Regions from separate parts of the Homo sapiens genome. Here region 1 is linked to region 2. The links are chromatin loops, found by intact Hi-C in ENCODE. Cell type or tissue: Caco-2. All regions are shown on one strand.

Evidence for each region. Peaks named below come from ENCODE experiments on the same cell type or tissue, not always from the same donor. Only the 100,000 strongest peaks of a DNase experiment are listed, where the experiment ranks them.
Region 1: a loop joins it to region 2, with 2.7 times the contacts of the local background. A loop is called at or near these places in 1 of 110 quality-filtered maps.

The regions. Positions count from the first base shown.
Region 1 is chr10:12,636,739-12,640,738 of GRCh38, forward strand. All of the region lies in intron 2 of CAMK1D (calcium/calmodulin dependent protein kinase ID), which reads left to right. Among named protein-coding and RNA genes, the nearest start is that of MIR4481, 14 kb to the right of the region's middle. RefSeq lists an enhancer at 1,992-2,492. In Caco-2, no CTCF peak of the experiment used is centred here; a DNase peak (open chromatin) is centred at 1,513.
Region 2 is chr10:12,499,593-12,503,592 of GRCh38, forward strand. All of the region lies in intron 1 of CAMK1D (calcium/calmodulin dependent protein kinase ID), which reads left to right. Among named protein-coding and RNA genes, the nearest start is that of MIR4480, 77 kb to the right of the region's middle. In Caco-2, a CTCF peak has its summit at 2,390; DNase peaks (open chromatin) are centred at 1,029, 1,929, 2,449 and 3,949; H3K4me3 peaks cover 219 bases.

The sequences.
Region 1 (4,000 bases), 140 kb after region 2:
AAGCTGAGGCTTTTTCTGTTGTTCCACAGTGATTTTCAGTTAGAAGTTTTGATTCTGGCATCTTGCCTTCTGTCAGTAACTGTTTTCAGCACAGAACAGAATACTGTTCACATTTTCTCTGAATATTGGACATGCTTCCTGTGTACTTCAGTGTTCTTGCTCAGGAAATCTGAGGAGCCACCGAGCACCAAAAGAACAGGCATCTGTAAAAGCAACTCAGAATTAAGACCATACTTTTTATTTTTATTTTTTTGATACAGTCTCTCTCTCTCATCCAGGCTGGAGTACAGTGCCTTCATCTCAGCTCACTGCAACCTCCACCTCCCGGGCTCAAGCCATTCTCCTGCCACAGCCTCCCAAGTAGTTGGGATTATAGATGTGCACCACCATGCCCGGCTAATTGTTGTATTTTTAGTAGAGACGGGGTTTCACCATGTTGGCCAGGCTGATCTTGAACTCCTTGCCTCATGTGATCCACCCGCCTCAGCCTCCCAAAGTGCCGGGATTACAGGTGTGAGCCACTGCGCCACGTCCATACTTTATTTCTGAAGATAATTTGGAAACCTATATTTCTAAAATACGACTACTGTAGATACTTCTAGAACATTCTCCCTCTCTCGAAAGTCATGCGTTTGTTCTCAACTCTCACAGAAGGAAGTAGGTCCCTTCAGTGTTGCGATTACCTTCCTGCCTGTTGAAGACAGCCTCTGCGTCTTTCTTTAATGCAAACGCATGGACGTATGACATCCATTCACTTCTTTATCTCATCTGTGGCCAGCAGGGTGTATAGAGGCAGGTTGCAGAAATGCCAAATATTTCCCAAGGTCCCAGGCAGAATTCCTGGTGGTAGTGCTACTGGATTTGCTAATGTAAAGATGTCCTGATTTTGGGAGGGCGGGGGTGGGAAGTAAGCATACAATTGTGCAAATATTAGTAATCTCTTTTATTCTTAGAAGATACAGTCTGTTGAAGAACATGGTGAGGAATTGGCAGGAGAGCATCCGTGACTCCTTTAGCCTTTGTGAGGCTGTGGTGCTATATTGAGGCGGCTCACTCAGATGGGAACACCAACCATATGGTGGAGAAGGGAAGGAGACGTGTTCTTTCTCTAGTTTGGCATGCAAATGAGAAAGAAAGCGCTGCAGAGGCACAAGCTGGCTTCTCATCTCAGCAAGCAGAGGCAGGCCACCGATGTCCAGCCTTGTAGCCTCATCCTATCCACAGCCCGGCCCGGTAGCCTCATCCTATCCCCACCCTGACCTGTGCCTCTAGTGACCACAGGCAGCTGAATGGTGGAGGACGGGGGGATTCCGATATCCTTGTATTAGGAGGGGCCTCAGAGAAGGGGAGGCCATCTTCTGGGTTTGCTAGAAGCCCTCTCTCCACCCCAGTAACAACTCACTCTTTGACTGGAAGTACAATGAAAAGGGCTAGGGGGTGGGAGGGGCCAGGCTTCTAGCAGATGTTTCTGTTTGCCTCGTGTGCAGAACCACAGCTTCCACTGCCTGGCCCTCCCAGGTCTCTTTAGCAGCTGGGCGTGGTCTGGATAAAGTCCATACTCTAAGCCTGCTTGCTATTCACGCTAGCTGTTCTTTACTGTATCCCTCCACATCTACCCAGCCTCCGCCTCCTCTCCCCATCCTTTTATAATCATACCTCACTAAACCACCTGCTGTTCCCATTGCACTAAGCTCTCTACCACCTCGGGCCTTTTACAGAGGCTTTTCCCTCTGCATGGAGAACTCCGTTCCCGTCACCCCTCACTCTCTTTCCTTGGATAAATCCTGCTTGTTCTTCCTCTCCATCCGGAAGCCTTCCCTTGGCCCCCGACCCTGGCCAGCCTCCCCCTTTGTGAGCTCCTGCAGCACTGCACCCTCAGTTGGATGCCGCCTCAGAGTAGCCTGCTGGCTGGAGTCTCCTTAGACATCCTGAGGGTTTTAGTCATAGCCATAGCCCCAGAGTGCAATCGTGTCTGCTGCAGGGCTGGCCGATTGCATCCCACGTAGGCTGTGCAGCCCCACCTGTCTGCCCCTCATTTTGTATCACCAAATCTATAAATGTGGAAGAACAGTGGGAGTGAGCGAGGGGGTGAGGTTCCCCATCTTCCTCTGGGAGGGTGGAAAGGCGTTCACCTCCGTAGTCCCCGTTGGTGTCCCTCTCATCCCCCCACTTCTCTCCGCATCCTTGTCACAGTCAGCGGTGGCTCTGCCTGGCTTGCTGTCTTCCTTTCTCCTCTTGGAATGTCGTCTTCGTGAGGGCGGGAACCTCATTCCTCTGGTTCCTGCTTTGGCTTCAATACATAGCTCATTCCTGGGCCGTGGAAAGTGATCAGTATCCATTTGAATGTGTATGTGAATTCATTCAGTGGGCAGTGATGTACAGGACCTCCCGCCTCAGAAAGAGAAAGTCCCCTTTCTATTTTCCTGCTTTAGCAATATAGAGAAGCTTTTAAAAAGACCTAATCAGGCCGGGTGCAGTGGCTCACGCCTGTAATCCCAGCTCTTTGGGAGGCCAAAGCGGGTGGATCACCGAGGTCAGGCGTTCAAGACCAGCCTGATCAACATGGTGAAACCCTGTGTCTACTAAAAATATAAAACTTAGCCGGGCATGGTGGTGGGCGCCTGTAATCCCAGCTACTCGGGAGGCTGAGGCAGGAGAATCACTTGAACCCGCGAGGCGGAGGTTGCAGGGAGCCAAGATCACGCCATCGCACTCCAGCTTGGGCGACAGAGCAAGACTCTGTCTCAAAACAAGCAAACAAACAAACCTAATCAGAACCAGAAAGGGCTTTAAGCTCATCCTTGCTTAAATTTTTTTTTTAAATTTAATTTTTCCCCCCAAACCCAAGGAAGCCTCAGGAGCATTTTCGTCTGCATTTTCTCTAGCACACAATCACGTGTAACCTTGTTTTCAAGGAGAGCCTAATGTTTATCTACTTTATAATTAACATTTTGTTTTTCGGTGTCTTTTATTTGTTTAGTGATATTGATTTGCATACTGTTGCTTTAATTGCTTGATAATGTAAGCCCTTAGATGCTTCTCATGATAATGCTTCTGGAAACAGATTGTTATTTAACAATCAAATGACTAAGTGGATATATATATATATTTTTTGTTTGTTTGTTTGGGAATTCTTTTTGTGTCTCTGGAGTTCAAGGGGAAGCTTCTATGCGCCTGGAATTCTACATGGAAACTCTTGTAGCTCTGCTCGCACAATTGCTGATTTCTGATAGCACCAGCATCTCACATTCTGTGACTTTAATGAGAAGGAAAAAACTTGTAATGTCATGTTCTACGAAGCTCCCCTTTTGGAAGACAGAAACTGACAGATGTCCTTATTTTTATTCTGCAGAATAGCTCCTTCCTCTCGAAGAATCAGCGCTCCTAGCCCCAGCAATTTCTCCTCTTAGAAAACTCTTCATTTGCTTTGCTTGAGAGACTCCAGCTTGGGAGTCTGTTTCTCCAAATTTCTGATTTTGTTTGCTGGCAGCTTGCCCCCACCCCTTCTGGTTCAGCAGAGCTTTGCCCAAGTTGCAGGTTCTGTCAGAAGGAGTGGGGAGAAGGAGAAGGAGTTTAGAATCTCAAAATCCTGGCTCTGTGGTATTCAGCAAGTTAATGAACCATGTCTGTGCCTAGGTCGTCTCACTGCAAGAATAGGAATTGTAATATCTTCGTCACAGGTAGGCCCTTGATAAGCTAGCACGGTGCTTTCAACACATTAAGTACTGTGTGTATGTTGTATGGATGGAAATGAGCCTCATTTGGGGATCTTATTTGCAAGCCTATTGAACAAATAACAGCTATGAAATTTCAGAAGCAAATGGTACTTTATTTTCTCTGTGGAAACCTTGAAGGAAACGGGTAAACAGATACTTTTTTTTTCTTATGTGAGCTATAAGTAGACTATTTGCATCTCCCTGTAACTGGTAAAAAGAACACTTTACACTTTACACAGTCTCAGAGAATATTCCTGACCGAAGCTGTCATCCGTGCCGTGCTG
Region 2 (4,000 bases):
GATTTGGCTGGAAGCACACAAAGGAAGGCTATTTTTCTGCTCTTCTTCAACACAAGTGCTTGAGAGAGAGGGATTTTCACTTTAGAGCAGACCAGGCAGTGAAGAACAAGGTCATTGGTTGGTTGTCTGCCCTTAGCTGCTTTGAGGAAAGTCTTTCACAAGAGATTGGTGGGAGTTAGCAGCCCCGTTACATAACAGGGTGTCTCTGCCAAGCAGAGTTCTGGAACCTCACCATAGCTCTGGGGGAGACTGACACTGGCCATGGTCTATTCAAGGAGAGGGAATGACAGGAAGAGGAGCCGTCCACGGATCATTTAGGACCATGACAGCACCAGGATGCTCCAAGAAGGCATAGTCTTTGGGTCTGTGGAGTATAGAAGAAAGCTGTCTGGACCACATTTGGTGGCTCATGCCTGTAATCCCAGCACTTTGGGAGGCCGAGGTGGGCAGATCACTTGAGGTCAGGAGTTCGAGACCAGCCTGGTCAACATGCTGAAACCCTGTCTCTACTAAAAATACAAAAATTAGCTGGGCGTAGTGGAGGGTGCCTGTAATCCCAGCTACTTGGGAGGCTGAGGCAAGAGAATCGCTTGAACCTGGAAGGTGGAGGTTGCAGTGAGCTGAGATTGTGCCACTGTACTCCAGCCTGGGCAATAAGAGCAAGACTCTGTTTCAAAAACACAAAACAAAAACAAAAACAAAACCCACAAAAAACGCTGTCTGACTTCTTTCTTTGTCTCCTGGGTCAGAATTAGTCACTTTGGGGACCTGTCCAGGGCTTGGCTTACCTCTTCTTAGACCTCACTGAGCCCAGAGGTCAGTGAGACATAGCATTGCCCAGGGTTAATCTGCTCTGGTGGTGTCAGGGAGCCAGCACCAGGAACCTTTCCCTGCGGGCATGGAGGGGCCTTTGCTGCCATTGCCAGGGCTGGGTGTCATGCCATTCCAGAGATTGAGAATTCTACTGGAAAAGTAAGAAGTTGAGGTATACAGTAGAAAAGATCAGATTATGAAGCCTGACCCCACCCTTTGCCTTGTGACCTTGGACGAGTTGCTGAACCTTTCTGGGCTTCAGTTTAGATAAGATTATCCAGCTAAAGAGGCTTGGGCATTCTGCCAATTTGTCCTTGAATCAACCTCCTTTTTATTAGACATGAAGTGTGGATTCTTTGCAAGGGACTTAGCAGTGAAGTACACAGGTATGTTGTACACCTCTTACTTGTTGATTAAAAATGACATGATCAAATTCTCTTGTTAGCATGAAGAAGAGGAAACTGTGCTGTTATTAACTGCCTATTGTGTGAACACTTTCGCATAGATTGCTTCAGTGCAGCCTCACAATCACCTCCTGTGGTTGGTGTTATATTTCCTCTTACAGATGAGGAAAGTGAAGCTTCCAGAGGCAACGTGCCAAAGACCTCTGGGCTAATCATGGGTATATCTGGCACCCAGATCCCTGTCCACCGGACTCCAAAATCCATCCCCTTTCCCGTACTCCACCTCGCCCTCAACTCACTCCATTCTGCTCACAAAGCAATGATGGAAAACACAGGGAAAATGGAACTTGGTAGTCCCAGCCTAAGTGGGTTGTAGCAATTTCCTGTTTATTTTAGTTTTCTTTTTCTTTTTCCTATAAATAGTGCCCTGGGGGCAGAATTTACTTAGTCTTCACATTTTTATTGAGCCCTTGTATATTCAGAGCACTGTGCACTGGCTGAAACTCACTAAGAGCTGCAGAGATTGAGAAGTTCTGATGCTAGTTTATCATCTGGTGAGGGGCGAGGGGGACTTTAGGTGTGTGGAAGCCTCTGCTTACCTGGGGCGTGAGTGCGTGTGCTCAGCGCTGTTCTGCCGGATTGCCATGTCATGGGCCTCACCATGTGCTCATTCCTGTGTTCATTCCTTTCAGGTATTTACATAGTGTCTGTTGTATGCACGGCTCTGTGCTAGGGGCTCGGAGGAAATAAAAAGAAATGAAGAATGTGGACTCTGTTCACCAGGAATTCCTGGCTTATCTGCGGAGATACGCATATTCCAGCAGTTCTCGACTGAGAGTGATTTTTTTTCCCGCCAGGGGACATTTGGTGACATCTGGAAACATTTGGGGGTTGTGTGTGCCGCTTCTAGTGTCTGTGGGCGGAGATCGAGGATGCTGTTAAACATCCCTTAATGCACAGCACAGCCTCCCCACCCTAAAGTATTATACAGCCTGAGTGTCAGGGGTGCTTGGGTTAAGAACCCTGGTATGTCTCAAGGGTGTGGTCCCCAAAAGCCATTTGATGCTTTTGGAGTGGTGTGTGCAGTTGGTGAGCAGTGCTGCTGTGACCTCCATGGAGGGGAGCTGGCGGCAGAGTGGAGTGCTCAGAGCTGCAGGCCCTAGGGAGAGTAGGGGAAGCCTGGACTGTGCTGAGCTGGGATAGAACTGAGGCAGCTGCAGGGAGGGCAGGCAGCCACCAGGGCAGGCAGCCACCAGGGCAGGCACAGGCTCAGGGTCAGGAACGAGTGTGGAGCTGGTGGCACGGTGAGGAGGACCTGTCATAGGGCGGAGGCTCTGTGCCGGGAGCAGCAGGCAGTCTGGACCGAAGGAATGAGAGACATCGCAGACCGTGGGCTGAGTGATGCTGTGATGGATGCAGAGCTTTAGGAAGGTATTCAATGGTGCTGGGCAAGATGGGGCAGAGAAAGGCCAGTCCAACGGAAGGAGAACCCAGCCAGGGAATGGAAAATCAGGCGGTGATGTACCGTGCAAGCTGGAGGGAGCATTGCCAATCCTGGCCTGTTTCTCAGGTTACCAGTGAGAAAATCAGGTGTAGGGCGATGAGGCGTCTTGGCTTGTGGGCAGCGCTGGGTTCAAGGCAGGTCCTCGGCCGCAGGACCTGGCCTCTACTGACCAGCATCCCATGGGAAACCTCAGCCTGTCCTCTCAGCAGCCCCGCAAGGCAGACACCATCATTTACCTCCACCATACAGAGGAGGGGACACACACTGTCACACACACTTCACCTGCCCCAGGCCTTGTTCTGGAAGTAGCAGTGCCAGGCTTTAGCCCGGGCCCTCGGACACCAGGATGCTTGCTCTTTAGCCATGGCCACTCTCGTTCCAGGTATAAGGCTGGTCAGCCTGCCCAGGGCTGGCAGTGGGGGCGTGGAGAGAGGGTGAAGGCAGAGCGCTGGGAAGGAGGTGTGTGTAGGACCCGGTGCCTGGCTGGGACTTGAGTCCCATGGTGTGCCTGCGACCCTGGAAGGTGTGTTACTTGCCATGCTCATTTTCTCCTTGGAGCCCATCTTCACTGCAGGGTGCAGTTCACTGCCTTTGCCAGTCCAGTGTTGCCTTCGCAATGGTGGCGTCTCCACGTTCTCCCCATTGGCACAGGCTTCATCAGTTGTGCACTGTTGCCCCTTCAGGCTGTTCGCATGCACGCGTGTATATATGCATGTGTGTGTGTGTGCATGTGTGTATACTTGTGTATACGTGTATGTATATGTGCATACATGTGCTTATGTATGCAAGCATGTACCTACGTGTGTACACATATACATGTGCACACATAGGTGAATATATGCATGTGCATGTGTGTATATGTGTATATATGTACGTGTGGGTGCATATATGTATGTGGGTAGACGTATAAGTCTGTGTGTGTTGTGTGTGTGCACTTGTGCCGCTGGGATTTTGGGAGGAGCATTTGCTCCTCGCCCCGCCTGATGTGGCCAGGTGGCTGCGTGTAGTGTATTTAAATGCGTTCAACGACATGAGTGAACGTAAAACAACTCCTGGGTACCAGGTTTACAGTTGAGAAGCAGGTCCCCTCTTGGCGTGTGTCACAGCTGTCTGGCAGCCTGGGCTACTTTTAACAAGGGAGGAGAGAGCAGGTGAGGCGAAGAGGCCAGAAGAAGGGAGAGCAGAGAGGGGGGCCTGTGAGAGAGAAGGGAGTGGGCAAGAGCGGGCTCCCAGGGAGAGGGGCGGGACGTTTGTGAGTGGAGATCTTATCACAGAAAAT